4 separate regions of the Mus musculus genome follow, and regions 2, 3 and 4 are each linked to region 1. A link is a loop called in an ENCODE intact Hi-C map of the cell type or tissue named here. Cell type or tissue: gastrocnemius. All regions are shown on one strand. Each heading gives the region's core, and the rest is flanking DNA. Links, peaks and the distances in the headings are about the cores only.

Region 1 (5,388 bases), core at 92-5,091:
AGTGACCTGTGCATCAGTTCCCCTAGGGATCTGTGGTTGTGAGATCTCTGATCCTGTATGGCTACTTCGTGGTAACTTCCTCAATGGAGCTGGCTTCAGAGAAGATGATCTGGCGTGATCCAAGGGAAGGTGTGTTTTGTGGGGGCTACCAACAGAAACCACTAGAATAGACAGAAAGGGAAGACAGGGTAATGGGGAGGCTGCTTTGCCCTGGAATTCTAATATGGCCATTTTATTCTCAGTGAGTGTGGTCAATGGCGGGTAAAAAAAAGAGGCAGGAGGCTGGGTTTGGATGCTGCCCAAGAGAATGGGGACTAGGGATGCAAGGACCCAGTCAAAGAGCAGGAAAAACCAGTGTGGTCCTTGGGCTTAGTTTTGCTGGATGATAGATGGTGGTCTCTCTGTTCTGGTTCACCACAAACACTCTAGGAGATTCCCCAGATGGGTCAGTGCGAGATTTTGGCACTTCAAGAACAAAGATGATCTCCATAGGGAGTAAAAGCTGCCCATGGGGGATCAGTGAGGACTCCCGGACTCGTGTGTGTGTGTGTGTGTGTGTGTGTGTGTGTGTGTGTGTGTGTGTGTGCGCGCATGCGCGCGCATAGGTGCACACCTGACTGCAAAGGGCAGGGATTTCAGGTTATTCCACCCATCATTTTGTGGCCTACCATGCCTGTGATAGCAGATTCTTGGGGGCTGGCTCTGTCTGTTTAACTTAGCTTCAGTGAGCTAGTGGGTGCTTAAGCGCTGGGGAAATAGTTGCAGCCCCACAAGGTTTGTGACTTCCTGTTCCCGTGGCTGTGACCAGACACCTGATAAGACACTTACAGGAGAAAGGGTTTGTTTGGACTCGAAATTTGAGGGCACCGTCCATCATGGTCATCATGGTGGAGAATCTGAGGCAGGAGGAGAGACTGGTTTTTTTCATCCTTATATTTTTGGCAGAACAGGAAGGAAAGGTCAGACTGGAAGTGAGAGCTTGGGCATGAACTATCAAAGCCAAGTCACTTCCAGTTCAAGTGCCGCCACCTGCACATTCCATAGTCTCCTCAAACAGCGCCACCTGCTGGCAATCAAGTGTCTAAACTCAGAAGTTTCTCGCCAGGCTGGCTTAACATGAAAGACCACCTTTCCCTTTGCTGCCTCCTTCTACAACTGGAAGAACCCCCTTCCCTTCATTCCTGAATCTTACTCACGCCTGAAGAAGTCACACACACACACACACACACACACACACACACACACACACACACCAGTGTTATGGATAGTTTCAAGAGCTTCCAGGAAATCTCCTATTTCCACTATGAAATGAACCATCTATCTTTTACACTCTATAGTTGTTGTTTTAATTAAGGGACTAAAAAGATGGCTCCACAGTTAAGAATGTTTACTGCTCTTCCAGAGGCCTGGATTCTGTTCTCAAGACCCATGTTGTACCTCGCGCAGCCTCCTATAACTCTACCCTAAGAGGACCTGACCTGTGGCTCTCTTCTGACTTCTAATGTACTCTTCTGACCCTGTGTGTGTGTGTGTGTGTCTGTGTGTGTGTGTGTGCACAGTAAGCTTTAGACTTGGAGAGATGGCTCTCTGGTTAAGAGCACTCATTGCTCTTTCAGAGGACCTGGCTTTACTTTCCAGCTCCCACCCACGTGGCAGCTCACAATCGTGTGCAATTCTAGTTTCAGGGACTCCAACTCCCTCTTCTGGCTTCTGTGGGCACCAAGCACACAAGTGGTACACAGACATACAAATAGGTGAGCCATTCATGCATAGGAAATAGTGTGGGTTTTTTTTTTTCATTTAAAAAAATATTTTTAAAAGCATTTTTTTGTGTGTGTGTGGGGGGGGGGCAGGAGTGAACATGTGTTCTGGGTGCACATGGAGACCCAATGCTGAGGTTGGGGCTCCTCCTACCTTATTTATAGAGGTGCAGCCTCTCAGTCAACTCTAGAGGTCACCAGCCTGGCTAGTCTCACTAGCCAGCTTGCTGGGGCTCCTTGGACTCACTTCCTCAAGTTGGATTTATGGGTAGGCAACCACGCCCACTCGGGATTTTATGTGGACTTGTAGGGAAGCTCAACTTTGTGAGCCAAGTGCTTAGTAAGCTCTGAGGCATCTCCTTGGCCTCTCGTCTTTGTTTTAGAAACAGCTTTACTTTTGTAAAGCTTTTCTTTCTTTTTAAATTTTATGCTCGCATATCCTACGCATTCACAATCTTGTCCTCAAATCATATCCTCTGTTCAAAAGGTAGTGATCCACTGGACATGGATGCTAGGAATTCAGGTCTTCTGAGAGAGTAGTAAACACTCTTTGCCACTGAGCCATCTCTCCAGCCCTTAATCTTTAAATTTAAACTTTTTTTTAAAAACTGTACCTACTGTTATGTGTCTGAGTTTGTGCATGTGAATGCAGTACCCATGAAGGCCAGAAGAGGGCAGACTCCCCTGGAGCTGGAATTACAGGTGGTTGTTTTCCATTCCACATCATTCGCTTTGCTCCAACTAGTAGCTTTAGGTCTTTCATGGGATGATTTTATGCAGCTAATAAGACCCAGCAGCCACAATGATTTACCCGAAGGACCCCAAAGGACTTCACAGAGACTTGTACATCCATCTCTGCTACAGCACTGCTCATAATAACCAAGTTAAAGAACATGCCTCCCTATCTGGCAGCAGGCAAATATGCATAGACAATGCCCACAACCACCTGGTAAATCCAGCACCAGGGGAGTCTGCCCTCTTCTGGCCTTCATGGGTACTGCATTCAAATGCATGAACCCAGATTCAAACAAGTAAGTGTATGCACAGTTAGTAACAACGTTTAAAAAGACTAGGGGCTGGAGAGATAGCTCAGTGGCAAAGAGGGTTTGCTATTCTTCCAGAGGATCTGAGATCAGTTCCAGGCATCCATGTCCCAGTGGCTCACTACCTTCTGAAACTTCAACCTCAAGTGACCCAATGCTCTTCTCTGGCCTCTGTGTCCCGCACCCCACCCCCACATATACTAACATACACACACATATAAACAGACTGTTTTTTTTTAATGGAAGTAGAATGAAGTTTTATTGTTTAGAGGGAAATGGGTAGAGAGAATCCTATTAGCTGAATTAAACCATCCTCAGAAAGAGCCATTCTGGTCTTGCAGTCTCCACACATGCTCTATAGAAACTGAGGGAACATTGTGAGCCCAGCGCAGCTTTCCTGTCTCCCTTGCCTGACCACCACAGTAACATCGGATTGCCACCGGTGAATCCAGCTCTGGGCCAGCTGCCCACTTTCTCTCTCAGCTCCATTTGTTCTTCCTAGACTTCCATCCAGGCTCAGAGCCCAGCACTTGCCCCACGCTGGCTTGCTTAGCTGATTATTTCTTGCTGGTACATTGGCTGGCACGTTGGATGCCGTCCATCACTCTGTAAGGAGAGGACAGAGACTCCCAGCTGATGCCACTGTGTTTGGTGACACCTCTGAAATCGTGACAGATGGTCTGCATTAGGAGTGGGTTGGAGAGAGGGCTCATCAGTTAGGGGCACTTGCTTCTCCAGAGGACATGAGTTTGGTTCCCAACACCTACAATGGGTGGCTCATAACTCCTTGTAACTCTAGCTCTAGGGGATCTGACACACCTTTCTGGCCTCTACTGGCATTCATACTCACATTCACATACCATTCCCAGTGCCACCCCAATTTATATTCACATTCCGCTCACCCTTGCCCTCCACCAATACACACGGGTAACACATAAATAAAAAAATGTATAAAATCCTTTTTTTTAAAAAAAAAAAAAAGCTTGGCTGTGGAAAGAAGACCCTCATGGATTGTTTCCCTCACCTAAAGTCTGGATTCTAGAAGTTTCCGAATATTAGTTCAAGAAGGTCCCTGCAAAGCTTCCAGTCTAAGTGTTTTCATTTCACAAACAAACCCCAAAGCACCCTGAGAATGACAGACTTGCCAAGGCCTCGTCTCTAATTAGCGGCAGCAGGGAGAATGCAATCAGGGCTCTTTGTGCAGAGCCATAGCCTTCTGGTCTGGTTTTCTTCTCTTGGAAGAAAGGCTATGCCAGAAACCCACCAAGTTGGCCAGTGCTCCATGGCATACAGTTGATTCTAGGCTCCATATAGCCCTCCACCCTCTCTGAACATCTGAGTATTGCTAGCTTTTCCCATTATGCCAGTGGACTACAGTTCCAACCACACAGGGGTGTGTGTGTTTGTGTGTGTGTGTGTGTGTGTGTGTGTGTGTGTGTGTGTGTGTTTAAAGATGTTTGCATATGTGTTTGCAGATGTTTATGGAAGCCAAAGGACATCTTTGGGTGTCATTCCTCAGATTCAGTCCACCATGCTATTTTTCTTGTAGATTTATTTTTATTTATATGTATGTGTGAGTGGGGTGTGTGTGTGTGTGTGTTCTGGTGACAGCACGAGCCAAAAGAGGGCATTGGATCCTTTGGACCTGGTGATTGTGACCCACCCTATATGGGTGCTTGGAACCAAAACTCTACTCTTCTATAAGAACGGTATGCACTCTTAACCACTGAGCCATCTCCCCAGCCCTTCCTTCTACTTTTTTTTTTTAAGGACTGAATATCTTATTGTTCTGCAATTCACTAGAAAGCCTGAACTAGCTGGCTTGTAATCCCCAGGGATCTTTCTGCCTCCACCTCTCCAGTTCTGGGATTATAAGCATGTGACACCATGACTTTTAAAAAAATGGGTTCTAAGGTTAAAGCTTGGGTCATGCTTGAGTAGCAGCAAGCATTTTACCAACTGAGCTTTCTCCTCAGCCCCAGCTCTTGATTTTTTTGATACAGACCCTTAGTATATAGGCTAAGCTGGCATTAAGCCCAAGAGTCTCCTGTCTACATCGCCTGGTTGCTAGGATTTCTGGAATGTGCCACCAAGCCTTGCTTCCTTCATCATTTCTTGATTCACTCAGGGATGTCTGCGTCACTGAGAATCAGTCATGGAGACCAGCAGTTTTCTAAGTTCATTCCCTAGATCATCTGCCTGAGCATCCAGAGTGGAGCTAAATGATGGAACTCCACAGGCCACCTTATGAAAACTCTGTGATTACAGCCCAGCAGTCTTTATTTTAGCCAGTTATCCTCGTGGTTCTGAAATCACCTATATCTGAGGATCACTGACAGAAGTTTTCCCCAGTAGTTGGACTCTCCCAAGGTCTATGCATGGTTCTGGTCTCTAACTGGCTGGGTACATGACCCTGGTATACCAGATGCCTCTTTCAAGTATTCAGTCCTTGCCTTAGTTAGGGTTTTACTGCTGTGAACAGATACCATGACTAAGGCAAGTCTTATAAAGAACAATATTCAAGTGGGGCTGGCTTACAGGTTCAGAGGTTCAGTCCATTATCATCAAGGTGGGAGCATGGCAGT
Region 2 (5,388 bases), core at 279-5,278, 420 kb before region 1:
AGGGATAGTTTATTGAACACCCCCCCCCCAAGACTAATTGATTAGAGCTACAGCATAGACTTGGGAGCTGAGGCTAGATGTTGAACATTTCCAGGGCCAGCTTATAAAAGAAAAAAAAAAACACACAATGAACTCATGCGCAGGTGCGGGAAACATGGCAGGGTGGTTGGCTCTGACTCAAGCTATTTTGGCTAGATAGACAGAACAGTTTTAACCATTATTCTAATTGGTCCTAAGTGGAGCTTATGGTTGTAGACTCTCTTAACAAGCCCCAGAACATACAGAACATAACAGGATATGTGGTCAGCATGACCCTGCTCTGAAACAAGCTATTTTTCTGTGTCAATAATATGAACAATATGAAATAGCTGGCAGGCATGGAACAAAATGGCTACAGCTATGCTGGAGGCAGGCAGGCCTCAACAGCAAGCACTACACAGAGACAGCATGCCTCGAAAAAACAAAACAAACAAATAACAAAACAAATAAACAGAAAGGAGAGAAAGAAAGAGAGAGAGAAAGAAGAAGGAAGGAAGGAAAGAAGGAAGGGAGGGAGGGAGGGAGGGAGGGAGGGAGGGAGGGAGGGAGGGAGGGAGGGAAGGAGGGAGGAAAGACGGACGGACTAGAATCATGAGCATTAAGACAGACAAGTCTCATTCTACATGAGAAGTACTGTGAGATTCCTGACAGTTTTCAGGCTTGCAGCTGAGAAAAGAGAAACTCTCCAAGGCTATGCATATTCAGGCCTGTCCTGCATGGTTAAAAGAATGATCTATGCTAGCATGCTTTTGGTTTAAAAATGAATGAATTTTTAAAGTATATAGCAAGCAAAAGGAAAAGACTAAATATGAATAGACAGAAGAAGCAGATAAAAAAAACCATCAAATCGGGCGCTGACAGCCTTCATCAGAGATGACTGGAGTAGTTCAGTTGAGAGAGGAAACAACAGGTGATATCAAAGCTGGGGTTTGCAGAAACATCTGGAAGAAATTAACTAGGGAGGATGTGTTGAGGCAGTCAGCTGGATTCCTGATCCAGGTCCTCAAAGCAATGCTGCACGGCCCCTCAAGTGAGCCTTTCAAGATCAGTAAGTAGCTAGAGAGCTGTAGCGAGCAGAGCCAGCACGTATACCAATACCCTCACGGTGCACAGTGAACCTTATTTATCCATCTGTATGGTTTGTATATGTTCGGCCCAGAAGGTGTGCCCCTGTTGGAGTAGGTGTGCCATTGCGGGTGTGGGCTTTAAGACCCTTATCCTAGCTGCCTGGAAGCCAGTATTCTGCTAACAGCCTTCAGATGAAGATGTAGAACTCCCAGCTCCTACTGCACCATGCCTACCTGGACGCTGCCATGTTCCCACCTTGATGATAATGGACTGGACCTTTGAACCTGTAAGCCAACCCCAATTAAATTTTCTCTTTATAAGAGTTGCCTTGGTCATGGTGTGTGTTCACAACAGGAAAACCCTAACTAAGGCACTATCTATCTACCTACCTACCTATCTACCTATCTACCTATCTATCTATCTATCTATCTATCTATCTATCTATCTATCTATCTCAATATCTATCTATCCCAATATCTTCCTATCTATCTTCCTATCTATCTATCTATCTATCTATCTATCTATCTATCTATCTATCTATCTATAATATCTACCAACTATCATCTATCTATCTATCTATCTATCTATCTATCTATCTATCTATCCTTCTTAAGTAATTCACGCAGCCTCCACTCCACAATCCATCTGTCTCACCTTTCTGATGGGGATCCCCCAAAATCCCAGAGGGTAACTTTTAAAAAATCCCACTCTCTCCTCTCCTCTCTCTAAACTATGCAAGTGATCAACATCTCCAAACTTTCTCTGTAGATTCTCAGTACATTTTCTTTCTTCCTATCTCCCTTTCTTTCTCTTTGACAGAGTCTCACTCGTGGGTTGTGACATCTTTGGCGCTGAAACACTCCTTCCTGGAGGGAAGAGGGACGAAAGAAGCCCATGAGACTCCCAAAGTCTTTAGCCCTGGCTGTCCTGGAACTCACTTTGTAGACCAGGCTGGCCTCAAACTCAGAAATCCGCCTGCCTGGGATTAAAGGCACGTGCCACCACGACCGGCTTTCCTCTGTGATTTAAATCTAGAATTAGACATTGTATACTGTGATCCACTCCCCTAAGAGTTAATCCAGTGTGACTGCCATTCACCTGGCTAGGAGACCACTCCTTAAGAAAGCCGAGTGACCCGGAAGCACGCTGGGGAGATGGGAGGAATAATTATCCCCTTAAAGACACGACACACTTATTCATCCTCTCTAGAAGCTCCTCCCTCCGTAAGCACCCGCACTGTCAAGTTCTAACTCAAAAGGGGTAACTTTTCTTCCTCCCCTCCCCCACAAAATACCAGCTCAAATCTTAAGCATGCTGATACTTGGTCTTTCTTGTTTCTCTGGCGACTCCCTTACCATGTACAGCTGACTGCAGACTTCCGTTGCTGTGGCTCTCTGTCCTCTTCGACACCTTTATCCTTTCAGCTCCAGCTGGAATCATGTTTTGTTTTGTTTTGTTTTGCTTTCTCAAACGCTAACAAAATCATCAAACTTCCTCCTGAGACAATTTTTAATTTCTCTCATCAAGAGACCAAGAGCTTGCAAAATCGAGCCATAGCAAAGTCCCCAAATAGCAAAGGGGCTTAGGTTACACCATGGTCTGCCTCCAAAGAAGCAAACGGCCTTCTGCTATTGCGTGCTGTGGACACCAGAGGGAGCCATGAGAACATAGTTTAGCTGAACCTGGCAGGTGGTGCCCATGTGCAGGTGATTGGACAAACTTGGAAATCCTGGACAGGAAGGATACCGCTCTGAAGGTGAAGGCACCTCCGACCCACCTCTCCAAAGGTCAGGCCTATCCATTAACCGAATTCCTGCTGTGTTCCCACTTTGTTCTTCTGTCCCTCCTCTCCCTCTATTCGCAGTGGCCCCCCTCCCTTCTACCGATTTATTTTGAAGACTCTAGGTTGTTTGCTTTCTCTAAACTGGAGGGGTTGACATAATAGTTTCCTTAAAGGACCCCTTAAAAGGCCCGGAAGGAAGTATGCCTTCACGTACTGCCAGGCTATCTCCTCTGTCATCCACGGAAAGGTCAAAGTGCTTCACCGTTTGCACTGAGAGGCAGGGAGTGAGGCCGCAGCTGCTAGCTAGGGTGGGATACAGCTAGCATCAACCAGGGAGCCATACATGGATCTCACTGAAATATCTGGAGCTCAGAGGGCTCACTTGCAACCTTGCAGACAACTGCTCATCGTAGTATCCCTGTAGATCACTGAGAATCTTCCGTACCCTCCAGGACTGGGCCAAGAAAAACCTTGTGTGGTCCCTAGAGGGCGCTGAGAGCCGTGGCTAAACTGCCTGGTTACATTCTATTTAACACCCCCACCCTCATTCTCCACCCCTGCCCCCACTTCTCACCCCCACCCTTCACCCCACACAGCACCTCTACCCCTCTGCTCCCAGAAACATTTAGCCTCCAGTTTCCAAATTCTGTGCTTTTCCCTTCCCAGAGACTGTCTCAGTCACGAAGAGGATCGCAGCCTCCTCTCCATTCCCCTGAACAGTGGGGGAGGTGCAGGGGTTATTCTGTCTAATCAATTTTAAGAAGCATACACAAGGGATTTGAGAGAGGCATCATGACACGTCTGTGTATGCGCGGAACTACTATAGTGAGTTTTACTAAATTGTACAGCTAATGGAAGTTAACTACAATGTTAAGAGTCAGAGTATTTAGCTATTATTTCCGTGCAGTGCTGGTGATGGAACCCAGAGCCTTGTAGAAGCTCAGGAAGTACTGATCATTTGAAGGACAGCCCCCTAAGCAGGAGCTGAATCCCCTGGGGGATTCTAGGCAGGGGCTCTACCACTGAGCCACGCCCCCAGCCCCTCCCTGGGGGATTCTAGGCAGGAGCTCTACCACTGAGCCACGTCCCTAGCCCTTCACTGGGGATTTCTAGGCAGGGGCTCTACCACTGAGCCACGCATGCAGCCCCTCATTGGGGAATTCTAAATATGTGCTTTATAGCAATATCTTGCTTCCTATTCTCACAAAAGTCTTGCCCAGGGTGAGATAACTTAGTTGAGACAAAGACAGTGCCAGGTCAGGACATAAAACACACAAGCTTTTAGAAGCAACCAGAGCAGAAGGACCAGATATAGAGGCCATGGAGGGAGGCAGACAAAGATGGGTATAATTAGCCAGGGTTCTCTACAAGCACAGAACTGACAGAATAAATATATACACGGGGGATTTATTAGAATAGCTTACAGGTTGTGGTGTAACTGTCTACCAACAGAAAGTCCAAGAATCCAGTAGTTGTTTAGTGCACATGGCTGGATGTCTCAGCTCGTCTTCAGTATATGCCAGAATCCTGAAGAAGTAGGTTCTAATGTCAGTGAAGGAATGGTCTTACCAGTGAGAGCAAGCAGGCAGGGTCAGAGAGCCTTCTTCATCCATGTCCTTTACATACGCTGCCACCAGAAGGTATGACCCCAACTAAAGGTGGATCTTCCTCTCTCAAAACTCCCAGGATAAAAGTGGGTCTTCCTACATCAAATTATGTAATTAAGAAAACTCCCTCACAGGTGTAGTTAATTCCAGATGGAGTCAGGTTGACAACCAAGAATAGCTATCACAGTGTGGGCAGGGCTGTCCTGGAAGACAAGGGAGGAGACAGTTCAAGATGGAGGGAAAGAAGAGAAGAAAGAAAAGGGGGAGGGAGAGAAATTTAGTGATAGAGCAAGGAGTCTGTCCTTTTCAGCTATGAAGCTGAAAAGCTGTTCAGTTTCAATAAGGTTTCAGGAGCGCGCGGAGCAAAGCAGGTCTTTGGACACCAGGGGGCGCGCTAAACCAGCCCATTTGAAAAATCTCCACAGGAAATACGTGGAGAATGTGTTACTTAGTTGCTCTAAGTCCTGGGTGTTTTTGTCCTCCCCCCACCCCCCTCCTTTCCTCCTCCTCCTTTTTTCTTTTGCTAGGGGCTGCTTTGTTTTTTTGTTTTTGTTTGTTTGTTTGTTTGTTTTTTTAGATGAGATCCCCCTGTGTACCCAGGCTGTACTCACTATGTAACTCTCTCTGGCCTCAAACTCCCCGTTCTCTTACCTCTGTGGGCATGGCAGGGTGTTACACACCTGGCCCTGTGCACATCTCCTGTGTTCACAGAGGCTTCTGCACACTGAGCGCAGCTGCGGGGATGGCTCCGCTGCATCATACACAGAGGAAAGCTAATGTTTTAAGACAGTGTGCTATATCACTGTCTTAGTTAGTGTGAGTTGGTTAGTAACTGTGAGTTCGTTGTTAATCTGGGAAAGAAAAAACAAAAATCTAGGTGAATCTAAGAAG
Region 3 (5,388 bases), core at 91-5,090, 300 kb before region 1:
ATCAAGCCCAAACTCAAACCTAACCCACCCCAAATTTTCCTTGCATCTCCCATGCCTGAAGGCTCCTGTGTCGTATAAAACTTTGGTCAAATAAGTACACTATACTGTCCCCTGACTAGATTGTTCTGTATTTTGTTAGTGGTGGGGGTAGGGGACGATGACTCACAGATATGGGATTGAGCAAGGATATCACATCTTCCACCTTTTCAGCCCCCCTCTTCTGTGCTACTGATGCTGCCCGGTCTGGGTCTTCATGAACAGCTGTGGAGACCTAGCCTCATCCAGTCCCTGATGCTCTGAATGACACAGAACCAGGGATGCCCTCCTACCCAACTTCCTTCCGACCTCACAGATGTTTGAAAGTGCTTCTTCCATGCTTTTTGAGACAGCTTTTTATCAAGCCATATTTTTGTACTCAGTTCGCTGTAGATTATAAAAAATTCAATCCCTAAGGATCCTGAGTAGGCTCCAAAGAAATAAAAAAATAAAAGAGCAGGCCAATGAGATGGCTCAAGGAAGTAAAGGGGCTTGCTGCCAAGCCTGACTTCTTGAGTTCAATCCCTGAGACTCACATAGTGGCTGGAGAGAACTGACTCCTGCAAATTGTCTTCTGACCTCTACACATGGGCTGTGGCACAAATACACACGTCTCTACACATACACAACTAAGTTTTGTGTTTGTTTTTAAAGGAAGAAAGTAGGACTAGAGAAACATCTTACTTACTGTTCCATCATGAGAAGTTGTAGTGGGAATTTTGGTTTCTTTAAAAACACAGAAACATAAGAATGTTTTCATTTTAATCCCAGGTGTGGGATATGAGGCTGCCTCAGATTGTCCATAGCAGTTGACTGTGATTTGTCTCGTGTTCTAGCAGGGGCGTGGTTTTGACAGCTGCAGGTAGTTTTTGTGACTGTATGATGTTTGGAATTCTGGGGACTTTTCCTGTGTCACTCAGACCTCTGAGTAGCAGACTTGACACCCACACCACCAAGCCTGGCTCTCCATGTCCTTTTTTTTTTTTTTTTTTTTTAGTGAAAAACTGTAAAGGTGCTTGCTGTTAATTGTGTAAAACACCAAGGACAACAAAGGAAAACGAACTCCCTCCCCCCCCCCCAAGCCCCCAAACAACAATACCTTTATTGAAATGAGGGCCAGGCTTGGTGGCTAGGACTGCAATCCTAGTATTTGGGAGGTGAAGTTAAGAGATCAGGAATCATCAGTTAGGGGCTAACTAGCCTAGGCTAACTGAGATGGCATAAACAAAGGAACACTAAAATCTCCATCAAGGTCCAAACAAACAAAAGCAAACAAGAAAACACTTCGTTCCCTTTTAAAAGAAACCCAACCAATCTAACCTGGAACTTACTTTATAGACAAGGATGCTTGTGAGTCTCTGATCTTCCTGCCTCTACCTTCCAAGTGCTGGGATTATAGGCTTGCCACCAGCAAGCCTGGCTGTGAAGAGCTGGAGGTGGGGGGTGGGGTGGGAATATCCAGTTGAGGTCTAGGCAAGCACTCAACTTCAGCTCAACAGCTTAACTACATCCCATCTCCAAACCCCCAAACCCGAACATGCCCCCTGAACCGCCCCCCTTCCATGCTCCAACCAAAAGCTTAAATCTAAGTCAACCAAACAAAACTAACCAATGAACAACAGCAACAAACTTTAATCGGATGGGAAGAATGAAGTGGGAGTCCCTGAATTCACTCAGCTGATTCTTATCTGCTGGCAGTCTGGTTTCTTTCTCTGGCCTAAGCAATTAAAAAAAAAAAAAAATTAGAGGGCAGGTTTGGATTCCAGTCTTTGGAACTCCTGGGTCTCAGGAAAAGAAGTAGGTTGTGGAGACCCATCAGGGCCATAAATCCAAGTGCATGGCACCAAAATAAGAGTTTACAGAGTAGGGGCAAGCACAGAAGCACCAACTAAGATGGTCAGAACTCTCCCAGGGCTCAAGCAAGAAGGACACAGGGCCTTGCTCTGAAAGTAGCGGAATCCGAGTCTCCAGGCCAGATTTTCCCTCTAGCCATTCCGGGCCAAGCTAAGCAGAGCAGCTAAGCCAAGAGAAAGGGATGTCTTCCTCGTCTGCCGGGATGGAACAAACCCGGCTGCTTAGAGAGCGCTGAGAACCCCAAGGGTCCCTCACAGCCCTTAGCAGCCAACAGGACATGACTGCTCTTGGTCCGGCGCGCTCCCCGCTCTCTCCAGACACCCCCACCCTTTCCGGGTGCGCGCGCAAGAGTGGGCCAGCTTCCCCTAGCTGTGCGCTCCGCAGCCTGCGGGTGGCAGCGGCGTTGGCGACTGGCTCTCAGGGAAGAGGGTGACCAAGGGACCGCGAAGGAGGAGTCGGCGCCGCAGCCGCTCCCCTCGGGACCGCGCCCCGCCTTCCGTCGCCACCTGAGCATCCCCTCTTGGCTCCCAGCTGCTCCAATCTATCCCACCATTCCCTCTAGGGGACCGTGTGTACTCTTAGTGCCGCAGCCGCGGTGTCATTGCATCCGGTGATCGGGACACTCGGATCTTGGTTCCCTTGGGGGCTTGGGACGAGCTGCACGGGCCGTGGTGACAGGCTGCGGGGGCGCCAGCGCGCATCCCTCCCCCGCGACATTTAGAAAGGCGTGTAGACAACTGGTGTGACTTTGGAGGTCCGACTCCTCCTTCCGGCCAGCCTCGCAACGCGCCACCTCCCGAGACAAGCCAGTGTGTCCGGCAGGCCCCGGAGGCTCGTGTAGGGACTTGGAACGTGTCCGGGAACCCGTGGCGCTGTGCGCACTGGTGAGTTTTGCGGGCGGGGTGGGGGCGGAGAGGACGTCGCGCTGGGTCCCTGCTCCCGCCCCTTTCCTGCTGTCCCCCCCTCCACTTTGAGAGAGTCATTGAGATTTGAGCGTGACTGCGGAGCCTGGAGGATGCAGGCACGGGGCGCGGGGTTTTCCTCTTCTCAGAGTGATGGAGAGAGCCGGTGAGCTGAACAAAGACACCCGCCCTGAGGAGCGGGTCCTTTGCTGAAGAACTCTATTTTCGCCCTGCGACGGCCGCCTGCGGGCGAGAGTGTCGGCCGCGCAACTCCAGGAGTGGCGCGCTCTTCCGCCGGCGGGCGCAGAGCTGGAGCCCGGCACCTGCGCGCCACTCCCGCCACATCCCCAGAGCATTCCGACTACCAAAGGATTGTTCCTGAAGGTCTACGTCTGCGGAGGAGGTCCAAAGTCTAAAGGCAACCTGTTTGCTGTTCTACAGGGAGAGACCCTGGGACCTTTATCTTTTGCTGTCTTGTAGAAGGGACTGCGTGCTGTGGACGGAGCAGGCATTTCAGAGACACTTTTGCAAGCCAGGGGCTTCCATGTGAGAGATCAGCCGCGTCCTTCCAGTGGTTACTGGCGCCAGAGAATCGGCGTTTTGTGGTCAACAGCAGCTGGGACCCCCAGCCCTTTGCCCCCTCCCTCGGCCATTGTTCGGTGTGTGGGGTCTACTCCGTCTCAGGCTGCCCTGCGCCTCGCAGGTGAGGCTGGTAGAGGCGTGGGTCCAGGGAAAGGACCGGCCGTGTTGTTTGATGGCTTCACTGAGGAGAGTCAAAGTGTTGTTGGTGTTGAACTTGATCGCGGTGGCCGGCTTCGTGATCTTTTTGGCTAAGTGTCGGCCTATCGCGGTGCGCAGCGGAGACGCCTTCCACGAGATCCGGCCTCGCGCAGAGGTGGCCAACCTCAGCGCGCACAGCGCCAGCCCCATCCAGGATGCGGTCCTGAAGCGCTTGTCGCTGCTGGAGGACATCGTCTACAGGCAGCTTAATGGTAAGGACGTGCCCTGCCGCCTGTGGGTCGTGGTGCAAGCAGGGCACAGGGTGATCTCCCTGGCTCTCTGTATCCTAAGCTGACATCTGAACCAGCCCGATCTCTCTCTTCCATCCCTGCCCTGTGCCTGGGACTATTGTAGAAACCACCACCGGATTCTTTTTCATGATATACTGCAGCTGGAAGTTTGGTCTTCCTCTAGAAACCTGCCACTACAGTCGACTCTTGGTCTCTGCTCGTGACTCCAGCTTAGAACATACTGCAGACTGGGAACCTCTAGAAAGGAAATAGCTGTCAGTTCATGGTGTTTGATGGAGGAGCTGGTAGGGAAGTGGGTGTCATGGCTTGCAAAGTGAGGGCTCGAGTAAATACATTATTCCTTTAGGTTGATTGCATCACTAAGAATGCAGACTCTTTCCTCCCCACTGCCTGGGTGCAAGGTGGTCTATTAACAACCAGTCTACTCCCGAACCTCGTGGCAATCGAGGGTCAAGTTCTTAGTGGGTCTGGGAAGCAGGGGTTTGTTCACAAAGTTAAGCCAAACAAGGAGGCTTGGCATTCAGGTTTGTAGCTTTTTCCAGAACTTGTCTCACCTAAACTATTCTAAATGAGTTGCCATAGAAGAGCGTGTGTGTGTGTGTGTGTGTGTGTGTGTGTGTGTGTGTGTGTGTGTGTGTGTGTTGATATATTGCTTCCACCTGGCTCAAGAGACTGATGGTTCCTGGATGCTTGCTGTCTTCACAGTGTCACGTAGTCTAATATAAAGAAGACATAGTGATTACTGAAGTCTGGCTTTCTGTTCCCAACCTCCTGCATGTTACCAGGGCCTGGAGCTGCCAGCTGTTGTCACGACTGCTAATAAGTCAGTCGTTGCTGTGTGCTAGAGGAGCATTACAAGAGCCACGCGTGCATGGTGGGACATAACCATTAGTCCTTGGAGGTTCTGGCCCCTCCCCCACAGGAGAACAGAACAAACCAAACTCAGGGAAGTTAACCCAGTACCTAAGTCCTGATTGGTGTTAGTAAGTAGTAGTTTGGACTCTGGTTGACCACAGAGCCCATGTTCTTGGTTATAAGGCATAAATTTCTTTTCATGTGTCTGGATGCAGGGGTGTGTGTGTGTGTGTGTGTGTGTATGCACTTGGAGGCTGGGGTCAACCTTGAATGTCACTCCTCAGGTACATTTACCTTGGATTTTTTTGAGACAGGGTCTCTCTCTGATCTGGCACTCACTCACAGAATGAGTGAGGCGGGCTGACCAGCAACCCCAGGAATCCAGCTCTGGGACTACACATACATGCTACTGTACCCAGTTTTTATTTATTTATTTATTTATTTTATGAGTTTTAGGGACCAAACTCAGAGGTCCTCTGGCTTGCCTGGCAAGTATTTTACCAACCAAACCAATTTCCTAGCCCCAAGACACAAATTTCTATCTACCTAATTTTAATTTAAAAGTAAGTGCGTGTGTGTGTGTGTGTGTGTGTGTGTGTGTATAGCATTGCATTGTATTGCATTGTATTGTATTGTATTTGGGGAAGCTGCACACATACCACAGACCACATATGGAGACCAGAGGACAATTTATTATACTCAGCTCTTTC
Region 4 (5,388 bases), core at 107-5,106, 150 kb after region 1:
TTTAAAAGAGATTTAGAAAGTACAAATGAGGTAGGACATGCTAGCTGTCTCTCTGAGACCAGCTTAGTCCACTTAGTGTGATTATTCTCCATTGTACAGGTGGGCTCTAGAATGAATGAATGAATGAGTGAGTGAGTAAATAACTCAGTAATCTTCGGAACTGAACATTATTTGTAAGACAGCTTCTGCTCCTTGGTCTATGACAGCTATCAAATAAAAATAAATAAATTTACAAGTGAATACAAACATATCCACAATGCTAATAGAATTCAAATCAGTAGTGTTAGTTTCACCTGCCTGCATCGTGGCTCTCTGGAAGCAGTGGCTGCTTGTGCCACGAATGTGGTAGCAACCGTTAGCACCAGAGTTTCCTCTATGCTTCATGAAAAGGGCTCTCCCCCGACTTTCCCACAATGTTTTGAATATATATTTATCGAGTACCTGCTATCTGTCTACCACATGGTGAAGGATGATGCATAGATGTATTGCTTAAGGGTTTGGGATAAATTTTCATATTGTACTGTTAAGCAATCGTGTCATGATATGAATGTCCCGGAGTCTATGTCCAAACACACATAGATCAACACTGCTACAGCATCACCCGGAGAAATTAACCTGTCACGTCTTTGGGCAAATATGGTCATGAGGTATTGGGAAGAGAAAGTGAAGCAAACAGACTCTGATCTCTGGGAATTTCTATCTGACAGTGTTCCTTTTAAGTAAACATATTTACAGTGCAGCCTCCACTCTCAGGCTGGAGGGATGGCTCGGTGAGCATACTTGTCTTTTGTCGACTGGACACAGGCTAGACTCTTGTGGTAAGAGAGAGCCTCAATAAAGAGAATACCTCCATTGTGTTATCTGGTGGGCAAGTCCAGAGTGGGAACTTTCTTGTGGGAGGTCCTAGCACACTTTGGGCTTGCCAGCCCTGGGCAAATAGTCTTGTGTTGTACAAGAAAGCAGGCTGACTGGGCTGGAGCTCTGGATGCTCTGCCAAGGACTCGGGTTCAATCCCCGTCGTCCACATGATAACCCACAACCACCTGTAACTCTAGTTCAAGGGAACTCGTGCTCTCCTCTGGCCTCTGTAGGCACCAGACACTAAAGTGCACAGGCAAACATGTAGTATAACATTCACACACATAAAGTAAGTAAAAGCTCAAAACTTTAAAAGAAATGCTTAAAGAAAGAAAGGCAAGCAGGTTGAGCAAGCCATGGGGAGCAAGCTGGTAAGCATGCTCTGTGTCTGATCCTGCCGTGAATTCCTGCCTCAGTTTCCCCAGATTACGTACTGTGAGCTCTAAGTCAATTAAACCTTCTTCCCAACTTCTTGCCAAGTTGCTTTTGGTCAGTGTTTTATCACAGCAATAGAGAGGCAAGCTAGGACAGTTGTAAGGTTCTCGAGGGCCTGAATTCAATCCCTAAAACAGATAAGAAGAAGCAGGGCATGGTGGTGTGTGAGTTTGTGACCCCAGAGCTGGGGAGGGAGGACAGGAGGGTCCTTAGAGATCACCAGCCAGGCAGCCCAGCCACACTGCCACGAGTTCCAAGTTGACTGAATGACATGTTCATGACACTGCCACCATGTGAAGTCGTAGAGTGGACTTTTATAGTTATCAGACAAAAGACAGCCATAAATCAGTGCAGTTGCTGAATATGTTGGTGAGGACAGGGGTGAGGTGGACAAGAGCAGAGCCATAGGTCTGAGCTGTTATCTGATGACATCTTTAGCTTTGAGGACAGTGGGAGCTGAGGGTCTGTTAAAGGGATGCATTCCAGAGCTTTCATTCAATTACCAGAGATTAGACTGGAATACTGGGGGGTCTTTGAGAATGACAGAGCCAGGTGAGATTGGCTTTGAGAGTTAGGGTCCCCAAAATCTCAATGGCCACCAAAGCCACCCTTAGCCAATGGCTTCCAGGTTCTCGTCTCACAAATCTAAAGCATGAAATTGATGATCCATGGAGGGTGAGCTGTGACCTTATAAGGAAGTCTGTTAAAGATACATAGGTAGGGGCTCAAGATTGTGTGTGTGTGTAAGAGAGAGACAGTGAGGGAAGAGGAGAGGGGTAGGGAAGGGGGAAGAAAGAGACAGAGAGAAAGAGAGAGAATGAATACTAAAATATTCACAGGCAGGCAGATATAACTAATTTTAAGGGGGAAAATGTAAAGACAGACAGACAGACAGACAGACAGACAAGACAAGAAAGCCTTGGCTGCAGAGTGAGTTCAAGACCAGCCTGGGCAACTCCGTGAGACTCTATTTCAAAAGAAAAAGAAAGAACAGGGTACGAGATGGAACTCGATGGTAGAGTGCTTGGTTGTGGGAGGTTTTCAAGTCCATGCCTAACCCTGAAGGGAGGGAAGGAGGGGAGGGACAGACGGAAGGAGAAAGGGCAAGGGAGGAGAGGAAGAGGAAGGAGGCCAGAGAACCATGGTCCAGGAGAAATGTTTGCTGAAAGCTGGGCATGAGGCTGTAAGAGTGGGTCTCTGGAGCCCCCTGCTGGCTCCTGAATTTGATTTCCGTGGCTTCCTTTCCTTTTTTTAACTGCTGAGCCATCCCTCCAGTCCCTGGCTTCAAACTGGACTAGACACAGCTCTTTTCAATTTACTTATTATCTTAGTTGGGGTTTTATTGCTGTGAAGAGACGCCATGACCAAAGCAACTCTTAAAAGGGACATTTAGATGGGGCTGACTTACAGTTTCACAAGTTCAGTCCATTATCATCATGGCACAAGTATGGCAGCATGCAGGCAGAAACTGTGCTGGAGGAGCAGAAAGTTCTACATCTTGATCGAAGGAAGCCAGAAGACTCTCTTCCACATCGGGAGGAGTTTGAGCCTAGGAGGCCTCAACATCCGCCTACACAGTGACGCACTTCCTCCAACAAGACCACACCTCCTAATAGTGCCCCTTCCCGTAGGCCACGCATATTCAAACCACATTTATTCATTCATTTTTTTAGTCTTTGTAAACTGAAGTTCACTGAGGAAGCTGCCTCTGTGTTGAAGATCCTGCAGGCCGACTGACTCATGAGAACTTTGTGACTGTGGAGATTTGAAACATTGCAAGTTAAGAATGAAAACTGTCTTGAGTTGTTGTCAAAGAAAGCCTGATGGTTGTGATGTTTGCTGGAGGGCGTCCTCCTGGATGGAATGAGTTTGGGGAGGGGATGATCTGTGGAGAACAGAACCATGTGGTACCTTGGTCTTGGACTCTGGCTGGGCTGATGTTGGACTTCTGAGCGTTTATGGGAACCTTCCAAGCATAAGTGTGTGTGTGCCTATGTGTGGAGGCGAGAGGTTGATATCGTGTCTCCCTCTATTGCTGTCTATCTTATGGTTTCAACGTGCATGTGTGTTATATATGCACGTGTTGTTTATGCTATATATGTGTATATGTGCATGTGTATGCATGTGTTGTATGTGCATGCATGTGTTGCATGTGCATGCATGTGTGCAGGTGCATGCATAAAGATCCAGTAGGAGATGTTGGCTGTCCTTCTCTGTCACACTCTGACTTCTTTTGTTCTTAAGACAGGATCTCTCACTGTGTGTGATCTTGACTCTCACTAGAGTGAAGCCAGCAGTCAGCAAGCCCCAATGATCTCCTTGTCTCTGCCCCCACAGCACTGGGGCTATGAGTGGCCACATCAGGCTTTCTCTGTAGGTGCTGGGATCTGAACCCGGGGCCTCATGCTTGTACAGCAAGATTTCTAACCCAATGAGCCATATCTGCAGCACCTCCAACTTATTTGAGTTAGTGTCTCTTATTGAATCTGGAGCTAACTGACTAGGCTAAGCTGACCGGCCAGTGTGCCCCAGGGATCCTCTGTCCACTGTACCTTGGTCTTCCAGGGATGAAGTTCCAAATTCAGGCTACTGTATGTGGGTGCTGGGGACAACTCCGGTCCTCATGTTTGCACAGTAGACACTTTAGCAACCCAACCATCTCTCCAGGTATTGTCAAACACTTTTAACCTCCTCCATACCTAGACCCTATGGTAGTCTGTTGAAGTCTATAAAGCATCTCCTTAGAAAAGCATCCCAGACATGTATAATATAAGTACACAAAATACATGTTTCATTTTTAAAAGTCTATAGACACTTTCTCAGGAAAAAAAAAGACATTTTAAATATGCATAAGTTTATGTGTAAACACCTAAGGCCTGGAGAGATGGTTCAGTGGTTAGGAGCAGGTACCCTACTCTTGCAGAAAACCCAAGTTCCATTCCCCACCCCACATCTGGCTGTTCACAATGTCCCGAATCTCCAGCTCCAGAGGGACCCTGTGCCTCTGGCCTCCATGACCACCCAAACTCATACCCCACAGACAGACAGAAACACAATTAAAAATAAAAATAAATCTAGCCAACCGTAGTGGTGCATTCCGCATCAGAGACAGGTGGATGTCTGTGAGTTTGAGGCCAACCTGGTCTACACTGTGAGTTCCAGGGCAGCCAGGACTACATAGAAAGACTTGTCTCAAAATGATGATGATGACGATGATGATAAAATAAATCTAAAAAACCCATACAATATACTTGGAACATCTTTTATCATATAAAGGAAGTCATATGAACTCACACAGGGGGCTGGTTCCACGACTAAGAATACTTGCTACCCTTCCAGAGGACCCAAGTCCAGCACCTACATCTAGCAGCTCACAATTACCTGTAACTCCAGCACTCTCCTGGTGTCCATGGGTACCTGCATCATATGAAACAAACAAACAACAACTCCCCCACAAAGACACAAAAATAAAATCAATCTTTTAATTTTTGAAAACAAACTCTTTTTTTCCCCCTTACTGTATGTGTGTAGCTGTGTGCAGGCCAGAATATTATATGAGATCAGAGGGCAATCTGCAGAAGTCGATTCTCTCTCCTTCTACCTTTTTATGCTTTCCAGGGATTACATTCAGGCTTAACCTGCTAAGCCATGCCCCCTGAGCCAGCAAACACAGTGGAAAAAAATGTTAAGGCAAACCAGCTGTGAGCATTTGAATCTGAAATGTCCACCACCACAGCTCGTGTGTTGGATCTATGTTCTCCAGCAGGTGGCGCTCTTCTGGCAAGCTGCCAAGCCTCTAGTGCGGGGGGGGGGGGGGGGGGGGTTCTCAACCTTCCGAATGCTTTGCTGGTGACCCCCAACCATAACACTAGTTCTTTACTATTTCATAACTGTAATTTTGTTATTGTTGTGAATCTTAATATAAATATACGGGACCCCCAAAGGGTGGACATCTATAGGCTGAGAACCACTGCTTAAGGAGGTGGGGCCGGTAGGCAGAAGTAGGTTTAACGGTGGGGTGGACCTTTGAAGGTCATTTCTCGGCTTCAGATTCTAACATTCTGAACTCCCACAGTGTGTGCAGCTACATAACAT

The links. Peaks named below come from ENCODE experiments on the same cell type or tissue, not always from the same donor. Only the 100,000 strongest peaks of a DNase experiment are listed, where the experiment ranks them.
Region 2: it touches region 1 in a loop (6-fold over the local background); 25 of 42 quality-filtered maps call a loop at or near these places.
Region 3: a loop joins it to region 1, with 4 times the contacts of the local background. A loop is called at or near these places in 4 of 42 quality-filtered maps.
Region 4: a loop joins it to region 1, with 4 times the contacts of the local background. A loop is called at or near these places in 13 of 42 quality-filtered maps.

The regions. Positions count from the first base shown.
Region 1 is chr5:131,005,373-131,010,760 of GRCm38, reverse strand. All of the region lies in intron 5 of Galnt17 (polypeptide N-acetylgalactosaminyltransferase 17), which reads left to right. Among named protein-coding and RNA genes, the nearest start is that of Gm40338, 77 kb to the left of the region's middle. In gastrocnemius, for the core only: CTCF peaks have their summits at 1,055 (motif pointing left), 2,452 (motif pointing right) and 2,732 (motif pointing left); DNase peaks (open chromatin) are centred at 2,456, 2,744, 3,331, 4,037 and 2 more places; H3K27ac peaks cover 482 bases.
Region 2 is chr5:131,427,716-131,433,103 of GRCm38, reverse strand. No RefSeq gene overlaps it. Among named protein-coding and RNA genes, the nearest start is that of Gm29681, 16 kb to the right of the region's middle. In gastrocnemius, for the core only: CTCF peaks have their summits at 2,752 (motif pointing right), 3,370 (motif pointing right) and 4,876 (motif pointing right); DNase peaks (open chromatin) are centred at 2,767, 3,316, 4,890 and 5,174.
Region 3 is chr5:131,304,759-131,310,146 of GRCm38, reverse strand. Galnt17 (polypeptide N-acetylgalactosaminyltransferase 17) reads left to right here and starts at 2,625. Exons shown (of 11, transcript NM_145218.3): 1 at 2,625-3,784. The coding sequence starts at 3,547. In gastrocnemius, for the core only: a CTCF peak has its summit at 2,276 (motif pointing right); DNase peaks (open chromatin) are centred at 2,230, 2,659, 3,422 and 3,654; H3K4me3 peaks cover 2,790 bases; H3K27ac peaks cover 2,401 bases.
Region 4 is chr5:130,859,585-130,864,972 of GRCm38, reverse strand. No RefSeq gene overlaps it. Among named protein-coding and RNA genes, the nearest start is that of Gm40337, 7.0 kb to the right of the region's middle. In gastrocnemius, for the core only: CTCF peaks have their summits at 2,502 (motif pointing left) and 5,049 (motif pointing right); DNase peaks (open chromatin) are centred at 2,486 and 5,057.